3 separate regions of the Homo sapiens genome follow, and regions 2 and 3 are each linked to region 1. A link is a loop called in an ENCODE intact Hi-C map of the cell type or tissue named here. Cell type or tissue: GM12878. All regions are shown on one strand.

What was found. A loop is a pair of places that touch in the nucleus more often than their neighbours do. Peaks named below come from ENCODE experiments on the same cell type or tissue, not always from the same donor. Only the 100,000 strongest peaks of a DNase experiment are listed, where the experiment ranks them.
Region 2: it touches region 1 in a loop (2.7-fold over the local background); 12 of 110 quality-filtered maps call a loop at or near these places.
Region 3: it touches region 1 in a loop (4-fold over the local background); 3 of 110 quality-filtered maps call a loop at or near these places.

The regions. Positions count from the first base shown.
Region 1 is chr14:20,605,653-20,613,652 of GRCh38, forward strand. It overlaps RNASE11-AS1 (RNASE11 and RNASE12 antisense RNA 1), which reads left to right. Exons shown (of 5, transcript NR_122043.1): 5 at 190-1,569. TRP-AGG2-5 (tRNA-Pro (anticodon AGG) 2-5) reads right to left here and starts at 3,755; the gene lies at 3,684-3,755. TRL-AAG2-3 (tRNA-Leu (anticodon AAG) 2-3) reads left to right here and starts at 4,480; the gene lies at 4,480-4,561. TRP-AGG2-6 (tRNA-Pro (anticodon AGG) 2-6) reads right to left here and starts at 7,820; the gene lies at 7,749-7,820. It also overlaps LOC124903280. RefSeq lists silencers at 3,689-3,858, 4,449-4,678, 7,697-7,886 and an enhancer at 6,907-6,966. In GM12878, CTCF peaks have their summits at 839, 3,892 (motif pointing left) and 7,926; DNase peaks (open chromatin) are centred at 3,829 and 7,889; H3K4me3 peaks cover 2,353 bases; H3K27ac peaks cover 1,079 bases.
Region 2 is chr14:20,658,639-20,666,638 of GRCh38, forward strand. It overlaps TRY-GTA7-1 (tRNA-Tyr (anticodon GTA) 7-1), which reads right to left and starts at 1,413; the gene lies at 1,320-1,413. TRY-GTA5-4 (tRNA-Tyr (anticodon GTA) 5-4) reads right to left here and starts at 4,647; the gene lies at 4,554-4,647. It overlaps LOC124903281 (a long non-coding RNA gene), which reads left to right. Exons shown (of 2, transcript XR_007064059.1): 2 at 1-3,775. RefSeq lists silencers at 2,784-3,003, 4,952-5,021 and an enhancer at 4,562-4,841. In GM12878, CTCF peaks have their summits at 4,513 (motif pointing right) and 6,950; a DNase peak (open chromatin) is centred at 4,593; H3K4me3 peaks cover 3,564 bases; H3K27ac peaks cover 1,659 bases.
Region 3 is chr14:20,488,311-20,496,310 of GRCh38, forward strand. No RefSeq gene overlaps it. Among named protein-coding and RNA genes, the nearest start is that of RNASE10, 13 kb to the right of the region's middle. RefSeq lists an enhancer at 3,361-3,460. In GM12878, no CTCF peak of the experiment used is centred here; DNase peaks (open chromatin) are centred at 1,451, 3,531 and 5,497; H3K4me3 peaks cover 2,330 bases; H3K27ac peaks cover 3,264 bases.

The sequences.
Region 1 (8,000 bases):
TTGCTTGAACCCAGGAGTCAGAGGTTGCAGTGAGCCAGGCTCGTGCCAGTGCACTCCAGGCTCAGCAACAGAGTGAGACTCTGTCTCAAAAAAAAAAAAAGAAAAAAAAGGAAAAGTTAGCCTGTATTTTGCCTGAGGGACGTGATTTCCCCGTTAATACCTGTGCCTGCTTTGTTGTTCTGGCTGTAGGTTGACATGCTCCAACAGCATTGTGGACTGGGCCCACACCTACGCTGAGGTGACCAATGTCTCCAACTGTTGGATCTGCTCCACCTTCCAGCAGCAGCTGCGGAGAGTTTGCCCTGGAACGCGTATCCTGCTTCTGTTAAGAACTGGACATGGCTAGAAGCTTGGGGTCCCACGGACAATGGGTGGGATGCCACAGGGCGGGCTTTGGATAGGAGGCATCACAAAACCCATGGCAAACCTGGCCCTTGGCTGACTCATAGTGTCCATGATGGATGGAGCTGGCTAATGGGAGAACACGTGGTGCCCCCATTGCAGGTATCACAATGTATAGAGCAGCACTGGGGTAAAGTCACTGTGGGATGGTTGCCTACTGAGGTTTGTGCAAACATAACATGTGTCACCACACCAAGGGTGCAGTGGAACAAGCGGCCTTACGAAGGCCAGGCCCCCATGGACTTTGTGCCCCCTGGGAGTTTATGGGTCTGTGGGGACACAGGATGGCCATATCTCCCAGCCAACTGGACTGGACATTGTACCTGGGGTTGGCCCTATGTGCCTGCCACTGGGCTTCCCACATTGCCTAGTCGCCACATAACTGGGAGCCACTGTGTTCCTGCTTTTTCCCAGTGCAGCAGGCCCTCTAGTGGTTCTATCCCTTAGCAATGACTATCCCTGGAGCAGGCGTCATTACTATAGAAAAGCAAGTTGCAGCCTTTGCAGACCACACAGCTCGGTCCCGAGTTGCCCTCCTTTTGTTAACTGATGAAGTTGATCAGATCAGGAAGGTGGTGCTGCAAAACCAGATGGCCTTAGACATAGTCGCAGCTGCCCAAGGTGGCACCTGTGCCCTTGTAGGGACACAAGGTTGTACATTTATCCCTGACAACCACTGGAATATAATGGCAGCTTCACAAGGGGTGTCATAGGAGATTAAGGTGATTGAGCACCTTACTGATGACCCCCTGCAGAGATGGTGGGCGTCTTTGGGATCTGGCCTACAATGGGCTCTCATAATCATAGGTAGCATAGCAGGAATATTAGTGGTAGGTTGTTGCTGTCTGTGTTGTTGCTGTGGCCTATGGGTCCAGGGTGCTGCCACATGTGCATGGGTCCCCACCAAGAGGATTCCCTGGCCTAGAGGGTGGAGTGTAAGGAACATGGCTGTGTGCAGGCAAGCAGGCATAGGCCAAGGTAAACAGCCTAGATGACTCAGTGGGATTGGGGCACAAGTGCACAGTCCCATATCTTATATAATCATAGCCGTGTAGGCACAACATAAAGAAGCTCCCCACCTGGCTCTCAGTCACTATCGTTTGTGTAGTGTATAAATGTAACACTGACCCTGTGAAGGGGCTGCTGAATAAAGCCATGTCTCATTTACCTGCTGTCTCTTGAGGGTTCTTCCAGCTCCCTGCCCCACGTCCACCTACTCCCCTCAGCCCTCAGCTGGGGCTGGAACCTAACCCTGAGCATGACAGAGATGCACAGAGGGTTGTAAGCAGAGAAATGACAAGCTCTTAGGATTTGACAGGATCATTCTACTTTGTGGAAAATAGATTTAAGGGCACACGGACAAAACAGAAAGACCTGCTAAAGGGCTGCTGCAATAGGGCAGATGAGAAATGGTGATGGCTTCGACTACAGCAGTGGTGGTGGAGGTGGTAAGAAATGTTTGAAATCTGGAAATATTCTGATGATAGAGCCAACATCATTTGTTAAGGGATTGAACATGAGTTGTAAGAGAGAGGAATAAAGGATAATTCCAAGATTATTTGTTTCATAGTTCTTCTAAATATCTGAAGAAGTATCAGAAGTTAAATACTCAACAGTGTAGCTAGGAATGAAGTGAAAAATACCTGTGATTTCTAGTTCTTGTTCATCAGATGAGTCAGGACACATGTGGCTGAACTATAGGATGTAAACACTGAATACCCCGCTGGTAGCAGGGTAATAGAGATGAAGAGGGTGTTCTGAGGATCTAGCCGTTGCGTAGAAAGTGAAAGCCTCCCTCCCCGCAACACACGCAGCCACATACCCTTCTCAAATAAGCAGGGTGAACCACTAGGCTGTCTTTTCCCTCTTTGAGGGAAACACATGTTATGTTTGCACAAACCTCAGTAGGCAACCATCCCATAGCACAGTCCATTTCTGTGGCTTGGGAAAGTAAGGAGGATTGCAGAGGCAAAATAATGTGGCACACGGTTGTACCCAAAAGAAAACTTAACTAGGGAAGATCAAGTACCAGCTAGAAGGGGGTGATTCTGAGGAATGCAGAGTAGGACACAGGGTTCTTACGGAGTTACCCCGCCCTGCATGGTCTCCAGCTGTGTCTTGTAGAGGAACTTAGTAGCATATTAGCTCCCAGGGCAATTCCAGTGACATCTTGGGAGCTTTTTTTCTGAAAAATAACCACTCCTAGGCTGGGCATGGTGACTCTCAACTGTAATCCCAGCACTTTGGGAGACCAAGGCAGGTGGATCACCTGAGGTCAGGAGTTCGAGACCAGCCTGGCCAGAATGGTGAAACCCTGTCTTTACTAAAAATACAAAATATTAGCCAGGTGTGGTGGTGCAGGCCTATAATCCCTACTACTTGGGAGGCTGAGACAAGAGAATCTCTTGAACCCAGGAGGTGGAGGTTGCAGTGAGCCCAGATTGCACCACTGCACTCCAGCCTGGGCAACAAGAGTGAAACTCCATCAAAGAAAGAGAAAGAGAGAAAGAGAGAGAGAAAGAAAGAAAGAGAAAGAAAGAAAGAAAAGAGAAGAAAAGAAAAGAAAAGAAAAGAAAAGAAAAGAAAAGAAAAGAAAAGAAAAGAAAAGGGAAAGAAAGAAAGAAAATCATTCCTAGGGTCCCATCCTCAGAGATTGCAGTGTAATTGTTCTGGGGTTGGACCCAGCAGTGGATGGTCAAAAAGCTTCACAGGTGACTCTAATATGCAGATACGATTGCAAATCCCTGTTGAGAAGTTCATTCCCAAGGGGCTACACCAACGAGTTCCCCACCCCCATGCGCACACAGAAGGGTTCAGTGAGCTGAGGCTTGAATGACGGAGTCTAGGCTTTATTTGTGACAAGAACTTCGCGACATCTGCTGGCCCCTGCGCTTACAAAGTGAGGTTTATGTGAAACTATTAAAATATGACTGTCCTGAATGAACAATTCCTGGATAATAACAAAGAACTGCAAAAGTAAAAAGCTGGTTGATTTAAAATAATGATTATGTAAAAGAAATGTACATGATATGTGGTAGCACCTGGTATTTATCCTCATAATGTAATACCATGACAAAGAGCATTTTTGCCTAAAGATGAAATACATATATTTGAAATAATGGAGCATTACATAGTACTCACATACTAACTTCAGACGGTGCTTACTTTGTGTGATGGTGTTTAACGTGAATAAACCTGTGGTTTTATTGGGATGTCCACTGACAGAAAAATCTGTGACTTTATGGGGGCCAGCTAACTGGGAGAGAAAGAAAAAAGGAACAGGGCTCGTCCGGGATTTGAACCCGGGACCTCTCGCACCCTAAGCGAGAATCATACCCCTAGACCAACGAGCCACCTATGAATTTCGGTTGGGTTACTAAACTTTAATAAAACTTTCAGCCACGTCTACAGTTGGTCACTGTCTTCTTTTATAACTATGGGCATGGGTGACACCTAGTGGATAAAGTAAACCACTGCAGGTTTTCTCACCTAAATTCCGGAAGGCGGCGCCTTGTGACTGCAGATCCCTTTTAGGAAAAATGTTCAGGCGTCAGTGGGAATAATTTATGACATGAAATTGCATGTTATAACATGAAATTGCATGTTTTCACTTCCGAGTGAGCCGAAGATGCTGTTGGACAGGGAGCAGGCAAATCAGGGACCGTCCCGAGTTATCCGGTGGTCGGAAGGCATCTCGTCCTTAACAGGTACCGACCGCCGTGCGCGCGGCCGGCGAAAGCTGTCGCCGCAGGGCGCCCTCCGTGAAGAGACCCCGAGGCAGAAGAGGGCCCCGACGCTGCCCGGTGACCCGCCTTGCCTGGCACGGGGCTGGCGCTCCAAACCGTTAGACCTGACAAGGTTGCCCTCCCTCTCTCGCGACGCCTTTCACAACATGTATTATAACTCTTTCCACCAATTTCAAATAGTGCGGCTTAAAAGATGAAGGAGAGCTAAACAAACCAGAAAGAAAAGAAAGAAAAAATCCGGTAAAACTACAAATACAGGATCATGAAGTTGGCAGGCGGGGAGGGTAAAAGAGGAAAGGGTAGAGAATAGGTTCCCAACTGTTAGCCAGTAGGTAGCGTGGCCGAGCGGTCTAAGGCGCTGGATTAAGGCTCCAGTCTCTTCGGGGGCGTGGGTTCGAATCCCACCGCTGCCAGGTGCTTCCCTTTTCTTGGGGAAACCATCCGTGTATTCCGATTAGTGTACTGGTGCTCCCACGTTAACACAGTCTCTTCACCTTTCTCTAGCACCCAATTTCGTATCTCCAGTTGGTAAAGAATGTAGCTGTCCGCTATTTTGGAACGTCTCGTATTTCTGAGTCTTTCACAATGTGAAGTACTTCATAAAGACAGTAAAATCCTCTCAAGATCATAAAGATGCTTTTGAATCCATGGTTTCCCAAAGGAGGGAAAGCGCCAGGACATTAATATAATTCATGTGTAGCCTTTGCTTTGCCTTTAAGTGGACGAGCGTACTTTGAGCTCTTTGCCTTTAAGTAGACGAGCGTAATTTGCACTGTTCTAGTTGTTGAGGAGTACAAAAAGAGGAATAAAACAATGCCTGCCCACAAGAGAAACTCACGGTCTACACTGCAAAAATAAATCCTACAATTACAAAAAAAACGGTCTTGAAACATTGTAAAACATCATCGAGTAGAAAACAAACGCGGCATAAGGAAGGTAGTGCAGTGATGTGGGAAGGATGGTGAAGGGACCGTGGGCTGGGCTGTTAGAATGCAAGGGGTGGCAATTCTCACATTACTAATTGTGTGACTTGGGCAAGCTGCTTACCTTTTGTGTGCCTCTATTTCCTCATTTGTACATTGGAGATAATATATACCTGTATTATGAAAATTAGTGAATACGTGTAAGGTGCTTAGCGTATATTCTGCAGAGACAAGAAAGATCAATTTAGGTATCCATTTGCAACATAATTCCATAGCCATGGCTATTATCCCTGGGAAGATTCCAATCTGACTCTACAGAAACTGGAAATAAATTGCCCTTTAATTGTGGCATTTGGAGACCAGCAGGTGTGCCCAGAAGTGTGGTAATATTCGTCCATCCATTCATCTATTCATTATTAATTGCCAACTACAAATAGTACACATTGCTAAGTGCTGAGGGTACAAAATCGAGCACGACAAAACATCTGCCTTCCTGGAGCTTATATCCTAGTAGGGGAAACAGAAAAAAAGAAGGAAAGAACTGCATATAATAATATTAAGTCGTGATAAATGCTGTGAACAGCCATAAATTAGTGTAGGGTATAATGGCAATTGGAGGCTATTTTGGAAAGAGTGGTCAAGGAAGTTGTCTCTAAAGAGGTAACATTTGAGCACAGAAGGAGTGAGAGAGAGAGGGGGATACAAATATTTGAGAAAGTGAGATGTTCTAGACAAAGGAAACAGTACATGAAAAGTCCGGAACAAGAAACAAGGCACATGGATTTGAGGAACAGTGGGAGGGCCAGTATAGCTAGAAGACAGTGAGTGAGAAGGAGGAGGAGGGGGTAAGCAGTTGCGATCAGAGGGACAGACACCATCAGAACACACAAGGGCTCGATCACAGATTCTGTTCTAAATGTGAGAAGTTATTGGGTGCTTTTAAGTGGAGGAGAGCATTGTTTGGCTTACATTGTAATAGGATAACTCTGGCTGTTCTCTAGAATAGGGAGTAGAGAAAAAGTAGGAAGATGAGTTAGAAGGCTATCATTGGGATGTGTAAGAGATGAAGGAGAGTTTAGACCAGGGTGATAATGAGTGTGTTGGGAAATAGACGAAGATAGAACAGTGGATTGGATGTGATGTTGGAGAAACTGGATACATGATGGATTTGTTTCCTGAGATATGGGTGGTGGTTGGAGAGCAATTGGAAGAGAAGTGGCAGGAAATCAAGGGTATCATTTGAGACAAGTAAATTCTGAGATGCCTATAACTTGTTCACATGCTGGGGCAAGCAGGTGACTATATCTACAAATCTAGATCAAGGCTTATGAATAGGAATCATCAGTATACGATGCTATGTTAAGCCTCATGACTTGATAAGTATAGAGAGATAAAAAAAATTGGCAAGGGGAGAGCAAGATAACACTCAAATATTGAGAGGTCAGGAAAGGAGGAGCCATTAAAAGAGACTGAAAAGTAGCCTCCTGAGATGAGAAATGAAGTAGGACGAAGACTGAAAAGTGACCTTTAGATCTGGAAGCATCAAAGTCATTGGCAACCTTGACAAAAGCCATTTCAAGTAGCGTGGTGGAGAAAAAAGGCCTGATCATACTTGGTTGAGGACAGAGCATGAGGGGAGGAAGTTGAGATACACAGTGCATAACTTTTAAGAAGTTTTTTCTATCTATGCAGAATAAAGAGAATTGGGAAGAGTGGCTAAGAAGGAATTTTTTTAAAGGATTGGTGATACTGCAGCTGTTTAGTGTTTGTATGCTAATGGAAATGATTGGCACACTGGGGGAAATAGCTGCTGTGTGTGTTGTTAGGGGCTTGGGGGTGGAGGAGCGGAGGTAATGTTGATTTCAGAAACCAAGTCCTTACCCGAAGGAGAGGAAATGCGAAATTCATCTGATGTGAAACTGAAGGAGCTGCCCTCAAATATGAGAAGTGAAAGATGGGCCTTGAAACAAGACAGAAGACAGAGATGATGAGTGTCGATGTGGGTAAGTTAGTCCATCTGTTGCCAGGAAGGGATATAGTTCACTTCTAATGGAATCGTTTTATTCTGTAATAGTTATTCACACACTAAAGAAAGTTGCTAAGGATCCACAAAACATTATTTTTAAAGTTAACATTTCAAAATTTGCCTTTGGAGATACACTTTCTCTCATCACTCTATTGCTCCACTGGAGTTAACAGAATTCATTGCCTACCTCACAGTACAAAACAAACAAACACCAGAAAGGGTGGGGAAAAAGGAAAGAAAGGAAAAGGAGAAGAAAAGGCAATATTATGTAATAACATGTAAACCCCTTTTTAAAAGATAACACATCATACAGTTACACATGGTGACAATGTTAGTATGTGTCAGCTCCCAATTCATTCCCAGGAAAGAAAGCAGCTCCTTGTGTTTACCAAGGGCTAAAATTTCCGAGCAACTTTGCATAGACTGTTTTATTTGACTTGACAGGATTGCTAGAGATAGGCAGGGAGAGGAAGATGTGTTACAGTTTGTCAGAGAGAATAAGAAGGATAACCTGGGGTTTTCTGTGCTTTGCTTCTTCACATCCCTGGGGAGTTAATAGCTGCAATTTTTCAAAGAACGGTATACAGGGACAGCAAAGTGCAGTCGTGAAGTTTTCAAACAAGACACACCTTGTTGAGTTGAAAAGAGCGAGGGCTCGTCCGGGATTTGAACCCGGGACCTCTCGCACCCTAAGCGAGAATCATACCCCTAGACCAACGAGCCGCGATACAGATACTCTTAAGTTTTGCACTAAGGCTCATTCAAATCATTAGGCATTTTTCTGATAAACTAGGTTCTTGGGTGCCTTCTATCGGCAAGAATGCGTACTTATTTGAATAGTAGAGGTAAACCACACGCCCCAAGAGTCATTGAGACTGGCAGCTTCTGCAGCAGGCGTGAACC
Region 2 (8,000 bases), 53 kb after region 1:
CTCACCTCTGGTTTTTCCCCAAAGCACTGAGCAAAGGTTCCAAGGGCTCTGGTGACTCCACGCCCCATCAGGAATATATCCAATGAAGGCCTGAGGTGCTACCTTTGGTCCCTCTTTGTTAGCTGGTCTTTGCCTTTGGTGTCATTGGAGCTGGGGTCTCTCTGTGCCTCCAGAGCCATAGAAGCATCCCAGAGCACTGGTGACACCAAAGAAGAAAGGTTGACACAGTCGGGGTGACGTGGGGGAGAATAGGCGGTGGCGGGATACCAGGAGCTGCTTTCCATGTGAAAAAGATATGTGCAGTAATATGTGCAGTATCCAGTTTGAGAGGCACAATTAAACAGTTCATGTGGACCCAGCAGGTAGTAGATGGGGCAAGCCAGTCCTAAGCAGGCTTCAGAAGGCCATGCTTTCCTGGGCCATTCAGTTTGGAGTACTCTCTGATAGGTTGCATCTTTACATCAAACATCGGGAAGCTTTTTCCAAGATTATGTGATGAGACCAAAGGATGCTCATTGGCTTTCTTCTCTGCCACATATCCACCAAACCCACTCCAACTCCCCAGAGTTGAAGCTTCACTTGATTGATAAAGCCCAGTCCATTTCTGACTCCATTCTCTCTGACTGGGCCTCAGCACATTTTTCTTGGGAGTAGGAGAACCCAACTGTGCCTCTAGGTCCCAGAGCAAACGCTCCGAACTGCTTAGACCCACGAGGCAGTGGCCTGTCTAAGGAGGCAAATCCACGTGCCTCTGTATAAAGGCAGCTGTCACTCAAGCTTTACGTCTGCTCCCTGCCATGGACCCAATAGCCCCTAACTCTCCAGGATCACTGAAGCTGTTTTGAAGTCTGCACTTCTTTGGTACTCGCTTTCCCTTTCCCTTACCCTCCCAAGTAGGCAGGGCACTTGGTGCAGGTGTTTTTGCAGACTTTGAACTGAGTATTAGATATCCTTACTTTTCCAGCAGTAGCCAAACTTGGCTGTAGCAACATAAAAACTTGTGAAAGCTCAGGAAAGATGAAGCTTGACGGGTCTGGGACAGGGGGATGGGTGGGCAGTTTGTAAATACAAGTGGAAAGGCGTAGGATGGTGGGGGCACGAATTGGGGTCTGGCTGGGTCACAAGGCAAGGGGCACTGTTTTGAGCTGAAGACTATGAGGATTCGGGAAGAATGAATAGGCTCCCAGGCCTGTGATCAGGAAAGGCAGGATTTTGCTGGGTTTTCCTGGGGAAAGTGTAGTTATGACTGGAAGGCTGCAAGGTCTTTGACGAGGAACAGGTGCAGCCAGGCAGCATTGTGCGCAAAAGAGTCAGGCGCTTCCTTCGAGCCGGAATTGAACCAGCGACCTAAGGATGTCCACAAACGTTTCCGCAGTCTACAGTCCTCCGCTCTACCAGCTGAGCTATCGAAGGATGCACACTGTTAAGGCTGGGTCACTGGACTTTCTGCAAATGGAGGAAGCCAAGTCCCTGGACCACCGGAGATCCAATACTCGTTGAGTTAATTGGAACCCGACTTGGAAGAGAACTCTGCGCCGGTCTCCACTGCGCCCCTTTCCGGACAGAGCAAATCCTCTGGGCCCGGGGGGGTGCCTGGCGTCTCTGGGGCGCCGATAGCCACGATCCACGAGGAGGAGCTCTCACCTGTGGCCTTCCTCTCCCTCTGCATCGCTCTTTCTGCTTGTGAAGATGACAGCCCTTAGTGGCCAGAGGGAAAATGAGGTAAGACGGCGAGGGCAGAGGGCTTGGTGAGACTGATGGGTGGGTCCAGTGGAGGAGAGGACACTGGAGGAGGAAAAGAGGAGAACCAGCATGGGCGTGGTGTAAGCAGCTTCCAACCCCAGCCTAGCGTCAGGGTCTGATGGAAGACCATAAGGGGGCACTGCCCTAACAGCCTGTCCTCTACTTCCCACCACCTCAAACACACTCCTCTCGATGTGCGCGGCCCTTCTACCCAGTGTCCTATGCTCACTTTTTGGAGTATTGAGGCATAATGGGAAGAGAGGGAGGAAATGCAGGAGGATAGGTGGAGGCCAGGTATGGTGGCTCGCACCGCAATTCCAACAATTTAGCGGGCCGAGGCGAAAGGGGCGCTTGAGCGCAGGAGTTCGAGATCAGCCTGGGCAACATAGGGAGAAGCCATCTCTACAGAAAAACTTCTAAAAAGTATCCGGGTGTGGTGGCCTGCACCTGTGGTCCTGGCCACTCAGCAGGCTGAGGTGGGAGGATCATCTGAGCCCGGGTGTTCGAGGCTACAGTAAGCTGTGATCTTGCCACTGCACTCCAGCCTGGGCGACAGAGACAATTTAAAAAAAAAAAAAAAAAGATATGTGGGGAGAGAGTAGGGCCAGGGGCTCGCAGATCACCATGTGATACCCATTACCTCTAACCCCAAAGGCCAGCATAAAAGCTTCGATCCAGTCCTCTGCTACTGACCAAGAATCCTTTCCCAGAGGCTGCTGCTTTCTAAAGTAGGGGCCCCTGGAAAGAAAAGGGGGCTGATAGAGGAAACCAGGTGAGCTTTGGACCCCTTACCTAGGCCACAAATTGTTACAAAGGGTTCATATCCCATATGGTGTGTGTCCACTATCCCAAGACCACTCATCACCCACACAAACAGTGAGACAGTTACTGGTGGCACAGCAAGCTGAACCCAAAAGACCCACCCTTTATTGAGTTTATAGGGGAAAAGTCATGGTCAGGGATCACCCACACTTTTGCTGATGACCAAACACCACTCAATGGCCCACCTCTGTTTTTTCCCTCAAAGCACCAAGCCTAGGTTCCAAAAAACCTGGTACCGCCACATCTTATCAAGGACATATCCAGTATAGACCAAAGGTTCTACTTTGGTTTCTGTTTGCTGATCTCTGCAGCAATGTCATTCGAGGCTGGGATCTCTCTGGGGCTGCAGAGCTACAGAATGTTGCTGGGGCACTGGTGAGTCCACAGCTCTGCCCCTTTCCATCAGCAGTGGGAAGCAGGAAAGGCTGATACAACAGAGAAGAGGTAGGGAATAGGCCGTAGGGGGAGAACAGGATCTGCTTTCTAGGAGGGGAAGACATGTGTACTCTCTAGTTTGAGACGCAGAGTGAAAAAGCAGTTATGCCCATCGGGTAGGGGAGAGTGGTCACCGGGTTCCCAGAAGGCCTCTGAGAACCAAATTTCCATCACTGTTTTGCTTGCAGTGCTCTCTGTGATAATTTTCATCTGTATATCAAGCGTCTGAAGATTTTTTTTTTTTTCCCCAGAGCATAGGATGGGACCAGGGGACACTCATTGTGGTTCCTCTCTGGCTCATACTTTGATGAACCCACTTCATCTTCCCAGAGGTGAAGCCCAGTTGGTGAAAGCCAAGCCCATTTCCTGCTTCATGCTCTCAGATTGTGCCAGCCATCTTCCTCTTGTAGAAGGCGCAACCTTCCAGCTGTGCCTGCAGAGCCCCCACATAAAAGTGAGCATGCTGCTCAGATGCAACAAGCCAGTGGCCTAAGGAGGTGAACTTGTGTACCTCTGCAAGGTGGCAGCTGCCACCCAAGCTTCAATTCTGCTCCCTGCCAGGGACCCAACAGCCCCCAACCCTCCCGGGTCACTGAAGTTCTTTCCAAGTCTGCCCTTTTATACTCTCTTTCCCTCTCTCACACCTTCACAACCAGTAAGACACTTGGTATAGGTGTTTTTGCAGACTTTGAACTGAGTGGAAGGTATCTTTCTTCTTCCAGCAGGAGCCCAAAGTTTACTGTAGCAACATTAAAAGGTGCGAAGGCTCGGGAAATGTGAGGCTTGGTGTATGTGGGAAGGGGGCACATTTTTGTTCTCAACCTGAAGGAAAATATTATGGAGCCAGTGGAAGCCCTATTTATTAAGAAAATCTCAGGGCGGCAACTCTCTCCCACAAATAGACAAAACAAAACAGAAATGAACATTTTCTGTCTGTATACATCTATACATTACAAGCAAAAGATAATGAGAGAACTAGAGTCAGAGAAAAACAGAGAGAGAGAGAGAGAATGCTCAGATAGAAAAGCATTTGCTAGAGACCTGGAGAAGGAGATGAGAGAGAGACAGCATAGAGAGCATTTTTTTTTTTTCCTGAGGATGTCACAGTTGTCTCTGACCCTTTTCTCTTCCAGCAGGCTTGATCTTCTAGGAGTTGATGGTGGGCCCACTGGTTTAATAGATCGAGAGATCTATCAATGGTGAGCACACAATGTTGCTAGAGTCCATGGCCCTCAGCACCCAGAGCAGTCTGTGGATAAAAGTGAAAGAGCTCTGGATGGTGGGGGTGCGAAGGGGGTTGGGGAGAGGGGCTGACTGGGTCACAAAGCAGAAGCAAGGGGCCCTTTGCGTTGAAGAGTACCTGTCCCTGGACTGTGGGAAGAATGAGTGGGCTTACGGGCGTGTTTCCTGGCCACAGCACAGGTGTGGAAACCAGGTGATCAGGAAAGGTTTCTCTGGGTTTTGACTGGGAGGGTGTGGGTGGATACTAGTTGGAGGCTGCAGGGCGTTTGACCAGGCACCAGGTGGCATTGCATGCAAAAGCATCGGGCACTTCCTTCGAGCCGGAATCGAACCAGCGACCTAAGGATGTCCGCAAATGTCTGTACAATCTACAGTCCTCCGCTCTACCAGCTGAGCTATCGAAGGGTGCACGCTGCAAGAGCTGGATCACTGGACTTTCCGCAAATGGAGGAAGCCAAGTCCTTGGAACGCTGGAGTCAACACACTTAGAGTTGATTGGAACCCGCCTTAGAAGAGAACCTTGCGCTGGTTGCCACCGCGCACCTCTCAGGGTGGAGCAAATCCTCCGAGTGTGGTTTCCTCGCGTCCCAGAGCGCTGATAGCCACAATCCAGGACGGGAGGCTCTCGCCTGTGGCCTTCCTCCACCTGTGCATCTCTGTTTTTACAAGTGAGGATGACAGCCCTCAGCGAAAGAAAACAAGAGGGTGAGAGGGCTCGGTCAGAGGGATGGGCTAGGTGGATGGGTGGATCCTGTGGGACAGGGGTTGCAGGAGGAGGAAAGAAGAACTCGGAAAGCTTCTGGGTGGGCGGCCGCTATCCGCAGACCAGCTGCAGGGTCTGCTGAAAGTCCTTAAGCAGCCCTTTCCTAAAACTCTGGCCTTCCTACTCCCTTCCCGGCCAACACACACATGCCCCTTCTCCCGATGTGCCTCCGCCCTTTTCCCTACAGTGTCCTATGCTTGCTTTTTGGCGCATTCAAGTGTGCTAGAAGTGAGAGAGAGAACAAATGGGACTAGGTGAGAAGAACTCGCCCAGGGCTTGCAGATGCACTGTGATACCCTCCTTCCTCCCCAGCGCCCAACTGGGGCTTGGCTTCCCTCCTCTGCAAACTGACCAAGAACTCTTTTTTTTTTCTCCCCCAGAGGCTTCCTCTTTCTGAAGTAGGGCAAGTATATTAGTCCGTTTTCATGCTGCGGATAAAGACATACCCGAGACTGGGATGAAAAAGAGGTTTAATTGGACTCACAGTTCCACATGCCTAGGGGGCCTCAGAATCATGGCTGGAGGTGAAAGGCACTTCTTCTTCTTCTTCTTCTTCTTCTTCTTTTTTTTTTTTTTTTTTTGAGATGGAGTTTCACTCTCGTTGCCCAGGCTGGAGTGAAATGGCGCGATCTCAGCTCACCGCCACCTCCGCCTCCCAGGTTCAAGCGATTCTGCCGCCTCAGCCTCCGGAGTAGCTGGGATTACAGGTATGCGCCGCCACGCCCGGCTAATTTTGCATTTTTAGTAAAGACTTGGGGTTTCTCCATGTTGGCCAGGCTGGTCTTGAACTCCCGACCTTAGGTGATCCACCCTCCTCGGCCTCCCAAAGTGCTGGGATTACAGGCGTGAGCCACCCCTCCTGTCCAAGGCACTTCTTACATGGCAGAGGCAGGAGAAAATAAGAGAGAAGCAAAAGCGGAAACCCCTGGTAAACCCATCAGATCTTGTGAGACTTATTCACTATCCTGAGAATAGCACTGGAAAAACTGGCCCCCGTGATTCAATTATCTCCCCCTGGTCCCTCTCACAACACGTGGGAATTTTGGGAGATACAATTCAAGTTGAGATTTGGGTAGGGACACAGCCAAACAGTATCATTCCGCCCCTGGCCTCTCTAAATCTCATGTCCTCACATTTGAACACCAATTATGCCTTCCCAACAGTCCCCCAAAGTCTTAACTCATTTCAGCGTTAACCCAAAAGTCCACAGTCCAAAGTCTTATCTAAGACAAGGAAAGTCCCTTCTGCCTATGAGCCTGTAAAATCAAAAGCAAGCTCGTTACTTCCTAGACACAATGGGGGTACAGGTATTGGATAAATACAGCCATTCCAAATGGGAGAAATTTGCCAAAACGAAGGAGTTACAGAGCCCATGCAAGTCCGAAATCCAGCAGGGCTGTCAAATTTTAAAGCTTCAAAATGATCTCCTTTGACTTCAGGTCTCACATCCAGGTCACACTGATGCAAGAGGTGGATTCCCATGGTCTTAGGCAGCTCCACCCCTGTGTCTTTGAAGGATACAGCCTCTCTCCAAGCTGCTTTCCTGGGCTGGCCTTGAGGGTCTGCAGCTTTTCCAGGTGCACGGTGCAAGCTGTCAGTGGATCTACCATTCTGGGGTCTGGAGGATAGTGGCCCTCTTCTCACAGCTCCACTAGGCAATGCCCCAGTAGGGACTCTGTGTGGGGGCTCTGACCACACATTTCCCTTTCACATTGTCCTAGCAGAGGTTCTCCATAAGGGCCCCACCCCTGCAGCAAGCTTTTGCCTGGGCATCCAAGCGTTTCCATACTCTTCTGAAATCTAGGAGGAGGTTCCCAAACCTCAATTCTTGACTTCTGTGCACCCGCAGGCTCAACACCACATGGAAGCTGCCAAGGCTTGGGGCTTCCACCCTCTGAAGCTACCGCCCAAGCTGTATGTTAGCCCCTTTCAGCCACAGGGGGAGCAGCTGGGACACAGAGCACGGAGTTCCTAGGCTGCACACAGCACTAGGACCCTGGGCCCGGCCCACGAAACCACTTTTTCCTCCTGGGCTTCTGGGCCTGTGATGGATGGGAGGGGCTGCCGTGGTGGTCTCTGACATGGCCTGGAGACATTTTCCCCATGGTCTTGGGGATTAACATTAGGCTTCTTGCTACTTGTGCAAATTTCTGTAGCCAGTTTGAATTTCTCACCAGAAAATGGGTTTGGGTTTTTCTTTTCTATCACATAGTCAGGCTGCAAATTTTCCAAACTTTTATGTTCTGCTTCCTATATAAAACTGAACGCCGCCGGGCGTGTTGGCTCACGCCTGTAATCCCAGCACTTTAGGAGGCCGAGGCGGGCGGATCACAAGGTCAGGAGATCAAGGCTAACATGGTGAAACCCCGTCTCTACTAAAAATACCAAAAAAAAATTAGCCGGGCGTGGTGGCGGTCACCTGTAGTTCCAGCTACTCGGAAGGCTGAGACAGGAGAATGGTGTGAACCCAGGAGGCAGAACTTGCAGTGAGCCGATATCGCGCCACTGCACTCCAGCCTGGGCGACAGAGCAAGACTCCATCTCAAAAAAAAAAAAAAACCAAAACTGAATGCCTTTAACATACCCAAGTCACCTCTTGAATGCTTTGCTGCTTAGAAATTTCTTCTGCCAGGTACCCTAAATCATCTTACTCAAGTTCAAAGTTCCACAAATCTTTAGGGCAGAGGCAAAATGCTGTTAATTTCTTTGCTAAAACATAACAAGAATAATCTTTGCTCCAGTTCCCAACAAGTTCCTTATCTCCATCTGAGACCACCTCAGCCTGCATTTTATTATCCATATCACTATCAGCATTTTGGGTAAAGTCATTCAACAAGTCTCTAAGAAGTTCCAAACTTTCCCACATTTCCGTGTCTTCTTCTGAACCCTCCAAACTGTTCCAATCTATGCCTGTTACCCAGTTCCAAAGTCACTTCCGCATTTTTGGGTATCTTTTCAGCAATGCCGCACTCTACTGGTACCAATTTACTGTATT
Region 3 (8,000 bases), 120 kb before region 1:
CATTCCATAAAAGCCATTGATGCTGAATTCCAATGTGTGTGGCTAAATTTTACCAAAAAAACCTAGTATAGAAGGACTTAATTTATGCTGGGAGGAAGGGAGACACTCATGCTGAGATTGGACCTTTAATGTGAATATTCACAGCAGGTAATATGTACATAGTGCTTTATAGTTTACAAAATATTTTACATTTTTTGGTCCTTTTTAGTTGTGATAATTACTGAGACCCTTGAGCAAGTATCATTGATATTTTTCTCATTTTCATTTTTCTGATTTAAAAAGGCTTAGAGAAAGGTTATCTGACTTTTCCAATACCACACAGCAAAGGAATAGCTAAGCTATTCCTTCAGGCTCAGAACTTTTGTCACCATAGCATTAGATCTACATAAAGAGATGGGGATGGAGAATGTGTAAAAAGGCATCACGTTTAGGTTGAATGAAAAGCCAGAGAGTAGTTAAGTTTGGTGGTAAACAGAAGATGAAAGGAGGTAGTGAAGAACTGTCTTCTATTAATATTATTATTATGATTTTTTTAAGAGATAGAATCTTGATCTGTTACCCAGGCTCTGTGGAATGCACTAGTATGATCATAGCTCTCTGCATCCTTGAACTCCAAGGCTCAAGCAATCCTCTTGCCTCAAACTCCTGAGTAGCTGGGACTACAGGCACATATCACCACACCCAGCTGATTAAAAAAAATTTTTTTTGTAGAAACAAAGTCTTGCTATGTTGCCCAGGCTGGTCTCGAATTCCTGGCCTCAAGTGATCCTAGCACCTCGGCCTCCTAAAGTATTGGGATTACAGGCATGAGCCAACGTACCTGGCCTTATATTATTTTTAAACTTATTTATATAGAAGAATCAAATTTACTCTGTGCAACTTTGGAGAGTTGACTAGGACAGGAGAGCCCACTCAATATTAGAAAAAGAGCTCTACAAAAAAGACATTGTTACGTTACATTCCTGAAATGTTGAAATAGGGGCTAGAGGAATATTTGACAAAGCTGTAGAGAGAAATAGTTGACCTTATGACCTCTAAAATTCTTTTCAAGATATTTTATCTGCAAAAACCTGAATAGCAACAACTATAGTTCCACAACACTCTAGTTCTACAGAAGGAGGGTGGGATGTTACACTGTGCTTTCATGTTTCAATAATTATATATCTATCCATGCATGTCCACTTCTGCTTGATGCCACTGAAGTGGGACCTGAGGAGCTGGGGTGCTAGGGCAGAAAGAGTAAGGTCTGTGCCCGATCCTAGACAAAAGTGGAAGCAATTCACTGCTTCATCCATCACGGAAGGGCAACTCTTTAGCTTAGCAAACTGAGAAATTTTCAGGCTCAACACCAGCAGGAATTCAATTTGCAGCAAGATAGACCTCAGGGGATTGAGGCAATGATTCAGAGAGGATGGGTGGGGTAGGGTTACACAGGAACTTTAGAGAAAGAATCGTTTGTGGGTGGAAGCCTTGGGCAGAGGTGCACTCAGTAGAGAAGAAAGCCATTTGTTCCAGAACAGCAGTTTGAAAGGGGTGTGTTTTGTGTGGGCAATGGTGTATGAGGAAAGGGTTTGTGGGGAAGAAGCGTGTGGGGCTACTAACAGGCACAGAAACACTTGTTGAGAAATGTTGTTCATAGGGGGATTGCTTTGCTGGGGCCCAGGAGCAGGTGGTTTGGTGCAGTGAAAGAGGCCAGAGGGGCAGAAAGAAGGGTCCTAGCTGTGGCCTTAAACACACACATACACACACACACACACACACACACCAAAAAGCAAGGAAGAACCCCTTATCCTCTCAGCCAAGATAAGCAAGCGCTGTTACCAGCTAGGTGTGCTTACTATGGATTTTATACATTTTAGAGAAAATTTCTAATGCCCATTTGTCCTGAACTTTTTACTTGGAATATCGTTAAGTTTACGGAAAAGTAGAAAGGATCATGTAATGAACACTAGTGTACCTCTCACCTAAACCATCAATAGTCAATAATCTGCTACATACATTTGTTTTCTCCTGAGCCATTTGAAAGTAAATTGCTGCAGACAATTTGCCTATCAGTCCATTTTTGAATATATTGGCACGCATCTCTAAGAATAAGGACATTCTCTTACATAATAGCATTGCCATTATGAAGATCTTACCTATGAAGATCCACATTAATTCATAAGATCTGCATGTGTGTTACTTATCAGTACGTCTTATAATGGATTCTGAATGCTTTCCCTTTTCTTATTTCTCTAGCTGTCATCTTTGAAGGTAAAACCTCGACTGCATATCTGGCCAGCCAGGCCAGGCCAAAGTACCTGTATACTGGGTGAGGGGATAAGAAAGACTCTCTCAAAGAGCACAGGAACCTGGAAGCCTGTCAGAGGTCACCTCTCACGGAAGCCCAGGACGCTTCCTTCCTGCTGAGCTAATCTTAACTGCTGACCTCCACGCATTGCTCAGGGCTCCCTCCCTCCCTTCTTCCCTATTTCCTTCCTTCCCTTTCCTCTCCTTTCCTGTCTCTTTCACCAAACCTTAACGGACAACTCTTCTGTGCTAACTTCTGTGCCAGTGTATTAGTCCGTTTTCATGTTGCTGATAAAGACATATCAGAGACTGGGAAGAAAAGGTGGTTTAATTTGACTTACAGTTCCACATGGCTGGGGAGGTCTCACAATCATGGCAGAGGGTGAAAGGCACTTCTTACTTGGAGGAGGCAAGAGGGAATGAGGAAGATGCAAAAGTGGAAACCCCTGATAAAACCATCAGATCTCGTGAGACTTATTCACTACCACGACCAAACCATATCAGCCAGTATCTGCCATCCCAAGTGAACTTAGTCTGTGAACTCAAAATAGTGCTGGCCAGGCATGGTGGCTCACGTCTGTAATCCCAGCGCTTTGGGCGGCCAAGGCGGGGGGATCATGAGGTCAGGAGATCGAGACCATCCTGGCTGACATGGCGAAACCCTGTCTCCACTAAAATACAAAAAAATTAGCAGGGCATGGTGGCACATGCCTGTAGTCCCAGCTACTAAGGAGGTTGAGGCAGAAGAATGGAAGAATGGCTTGAACCCAAGAGGCAGAGGTTGCAGTGAGCCGAGATCGCGCCACTGCCCTCCATCCTGGCAACAGAGTGAGACTCTGTCTCAAAAAAAAAAAAAAAAGTTCAGAAAAGGCAGAGTTTCTTCTGGCGAGTCATTCCTTTCTTTGGCTCTGTGACCCGCCCTTTAGGAGCATCGTGCAGATGGACTGGCTTGTCCACCTGGTGGCCCTATCAGGGTATATGGGCTTGGCATGGAAAAAGCCTCTGCTCCTTGGATCACTAATATTACCTTGATCATCATCATTACCTGACCAGAGTACTAGACACAGTTTCATGAAGAGAAAGCAAACCCTTTCATCCTGAAATTTTAACTTAGTTGCTCCTCCCATGGGGTGATTCTTGGTGCAGGGGAGATATCTATTTGCAAATTGAGGGGCATTTGTGTCTACCTTCTTGACTTAGGTGGTTTCTGTTTTGTTTCTCGTTATGGTTGTTGGCTGTCCTTTCAAGATTATTTCTACGCGTCAAAAAGTCTGTGAGCTAATTTTAACATGTCAGGCATCTTACTGGAAACCACACATTTACTCCGAATAAAGCTACAACATGCTAACTAAAACTAAGTTTGTTTGAACTATTCAAACCATTGTGGTCATCTCATTCTTACTAAAAACCTTTTCTGGTAAGTTTCATTTATTTATTTATTTTTATTAGTACAAATGGGAAAATAAAGTGGTGATTCATAGGTATAAATATTATATGGCAAAATTTCTTCAACACTTGAAATTATTAGTACCACCTGAGAATTACATCAGGTCAAATCAGCATTTGGTAAATAGTAGTCACCATTTGTAGAATTAAACCATCCAAACTTCTAATCTATCACCTAGGGCTAAGGACTCACACACTTCAGCTCTGGGGACCAAAATGCTGGCTTCAGGAAGCATAATGATTTTAGCCTCGATACAGTGATGGCATAATCAATCAAGTTGTATCCTGCCTCTTTTCTCTCACCTAAATTTGATTTGTGTGATTATTTATTGCAGACAGTTTTGCAAGCTGACTTTAATCCTATCTTGGAATGAGGTGGAGTATAAAAGAATACAAATCAACAAACATGCTAATGTATTTTAAGAAGGAGATAGGAGAGTTTGGAAATTGGAAAGGGAAATTCTAAATTTTGAGAATTGCTTTCTACTAAACCATCATTGTCCAGGAGTAACACACTAGCTCACTTCTTAATTTCAAGTCAGAAACATTTTCCCAAGCTTATCCTGGCCCGAAGGAACTGTGACGCTGCTGACCACTGATGCTCACCAAGCAATCATCTCTTTGAGGTTTGGTCTCCCACTTGAGTCAGGGAGAGAATGTATGGGGCAGGTTTATTTTCACTGCACATATTTTTCAATGTAGATCTTGTTCATAGTTTTAACTGGGGATTGGTTGGTGTGAGTAACTCGCATGAAACTGAAAAATGCGCTGGACACAGTGGTTCATGCCTGTAATCCCAGCACTTTGGGAGGCTGAGGCAGGCAGATCACCTGAGGTCAGGAGTTCAAGATGACCCTGGCCAAAATGGTGAAACCCCATGTCTACTAAAAATACAAAAATTAGCCAGGTGTGGTGGCGGGTGCCTGTAATCCCAGCTACTTGGGAGGCTGAGGCAGGAGAAGCTTGAACTCGGGAGGTGGTGGTTGCAGTGAGCCGAGATCACGCCACTGCACTCCAGCCTGGGCGACAAGAGTGAGACTCCATCTCAAAAAAAAAGAAACTGAAAAACTCAGATAAGATCAAGTTTGCACCTGTAAGTTGTGGATAGGATCCAATGTATCTTGGATAATTGTGCAGCCTCCACCTCCTGAAACCCTTTCTGGGTGTCCATCTGGTTTTTTTGGACATGGTCCCCCAGATACATTTGCTAAGTTACAACTATATCTTAACAAATATTTATAGGGACCTATGGGGGCTGGGAATAATAAAAAGGGTCTAATAGGTTGGGCAACCCCATCTCTACATCTCTACAAAAAATTAAAACATTAGCTGGATATGGTGGTGCCCACCTGTACTCCCAGCTACCTGGGAAGGAATTTTTAAAATTTTATTTAAAAAAAGGAAAGAAAAAAGAACCCATGATGATCAAAAGATTAGAAGCTACCAGTTTAGCTGGTACATCTTCTTCAGACTTTAGTGGTTTTGTCATTTGGATTGAACGCAGTTCCCACTGAAACTTATTTGGCCACTATCTGAAGTTGAAATATCACACAGTGACAATTGTTTGAAAATTTCAGCTCCCCTTCTCCTGCCTCCTCTTCATCTCTAAGTATTTTCACTCCCATCTACTCATGGCAGTATCTGGCCACTGCCCATTCTCAGACCAGAAAGGGATCAGGAAAAGGCCAGTGTGTGGGGTGAGGCTGACTTCCAACAGTTGAGCTAGTACAGAGCCACTGAGCATTTCCCTCCCTAGGGCTCACTCTTCCTCAAAACTGCTAGTGTCTTGCAGATCCTCTCTCAAAACAAAAGAGGAAGTCAGAGGTGGAGCAGGGAGTGGTTTGAACTACTGGTTTTACTGGAAAAGGATTCCTGTTCCAAACCTCAAGAGCAAGTTCTTCGATCTTGAGCAGGAAAGAATTAAGGACAGGGCGCAGAGTACAGTATAGTTAAAACAGTTCATTAGAAACTACTCTATTACAGAGTAGGGCATCCTCAGAGAGCAAGAGGAGGAATGCCCCTACTTTAAATGTAATGCTTGCTTATACAGGATATTAAGGTTAAGAATAGTTTACTTTGGGAGTCCGAGGTGGGTGGATCACGAGGTCAGGAGATCAAGACCATCCTGGCTAACACGGTGAAACCCCATCTCCACTAAAAATACAAAAAATTAGCCGGGCATGGTGGTGGGCACCTGTAGTCCCAGCTACTCGGGAGGCTAAGGCAGGAGAATGGCATGAATCCGGGTGGCGGAGCTTGCAGTGAACCGAGATTGCGCCACTGCACTTCAGTCTGGGCAACAGAGCCAGACTCCATCTCAAAAAAAAAAAAAAAAAAAAAAAAAAGAATAGTTTACTTTATTATAAAGGCTTGTGATCAAGTTGTGACAGGCTATTAGTATTGTTATTCTCCGGTGTAACTATTGATTTCAGCAATAATTTATGAGTGTAGTATTATCTTTAAAGTGAAACCCATGTTTATTTTTATGTGTTTATTTGCTTACACCTTCACCACCACAAGAAACCCTCCCACCCACCTTTTTTTTTAAGACAGAATTTCACTCTTGTCGCCCAGGCTGGAGTGCAGTGGTGCGATCTTGGCTCACTGTAGCCTCCACCTCCTTGACTCGATCCTCTTTGATCCTCTGGATTCTCTCACCTCAGTCTCCATGCCCAGCTAATTTTTATTTTTATTTTTTTATAGAGATAGGATTCTACCATGTTGCCTGTCACGTGTGTCCGTGTGAAGAGACCACCAACGGGCTTTGTGTGAGCAATAAAGCTTTTTAATTACCTGGGTGCAGGCGGACTGAGTCCAAAAAAGGAGTCAGCAAAGGGAGATGGGGTGGGGCTGTTTTATAGGATTTGGGTAGGTAGTGGAAAATTACAGTCAAAGGGGATTGTTCTCTGGCGGGCAGGGGTGGGGGTCACAAGGTGCTCAGTAGGGGAGCTTCTGAGCCAGGAGAAGGAATTTCACAAGGTAATGTCATCAGTTAAGGAAGGAATCGACTGTTTTCACTTCTTTTGTGATTCTTCAGTTGCTTCAGGCCATCCGGATACTTACACGTGCAAGCTTGGGCTCAGACGCCTGACATTGCCCATGGCTGGTTTGAACTCCTGAGATCAAGCAATCTAACTGCCTTGGCCTCCTGAAGTGCTGGGATTACAGGTGTGAGCCACCATGCCATCCAAGAAACCCATTTTTAAACTAAGAATGCCTTTTTCCATCAACTCATTTCCTCAACCATAAACATTTTGTGATTAACAGTGCCCAATTTCCTGGGAAAGTAACCCAGCAGGTTTGGCTTCATCTGGCCTTTATTCAAGATGAGTCACTCTGATTGGGACACCTCGAATACTGGTGCAAATACCCAAAATGAAACAAAACTGCCTGAACTTACTCATTACCCCCTTCCTTACAAAGCCAGCAGACTTCCTTTTTGTAATTTCCTTCCCCTTCAAGTTTCCTTTCCTTTCCTGTTCTTTCTTTTTTTTCATTCCTTTTTCCTTTCCTTTCTCCTTTCCTCTTTCCTGTCCTTTCCCCTTTCCTTTCTTTTTCTTTTCTTCTTTTCTTTTCTTTCCTTTCTCCCTTCCCTTCCTTCCCCTCCGCTCCCCTCCCCGCTTCTCCCTTTTCCCTCCCTTCCCCTCCCTTTCCCTTGCCCTTTCCTCCCCTCCTCTTCCTTCCTCTCCCTGCTCTCCCCTCCCTTCCTTTCCCTTCCTTTTCCTTTCCTTTACCTTTCCCTTCCTTTTCCTTTCCTTTCTTCTCCTTTCCATTATGGAAATTTTTAAACATGCACTGAAATTAGAAAGAAGCATATGATTTAATCCCCAAGTGCCCATTACATGCAGCTTCAACAGTAATCAACATTTTGCTCATCTTGTTTCATCTCTTCTCCTTATTTTGTTATTTTTACTTATTTGTTTATTGCTGCAGTATTTTAAAGTTAATTGTGAGTTTATTTTTAATGGAGTCTCTGTCTCCCCATGGTACAACTTGAGGCTGGGCAGAGGAAACCAAGCTTGATGAGTTCAGTGCCTCTGCCTGCCTCCCTGGCTCTCCATTGCCGCCTCACAGTTGGAATCAGGTGCGAAAGCTATTTCACAACCTGATATTTATTCTTCTCATAAATGTTGTTGACTACCTTCATTGTTCCACACACTTTGCTTGGCACTGAGGACAAGAAGAGAGATGGCATAGGAAGCTCTCAGCTCAGTGTGCTGGAAGATAAGTAAAAGGGCAATCCTGACGGTTTGGCCTGATTATTT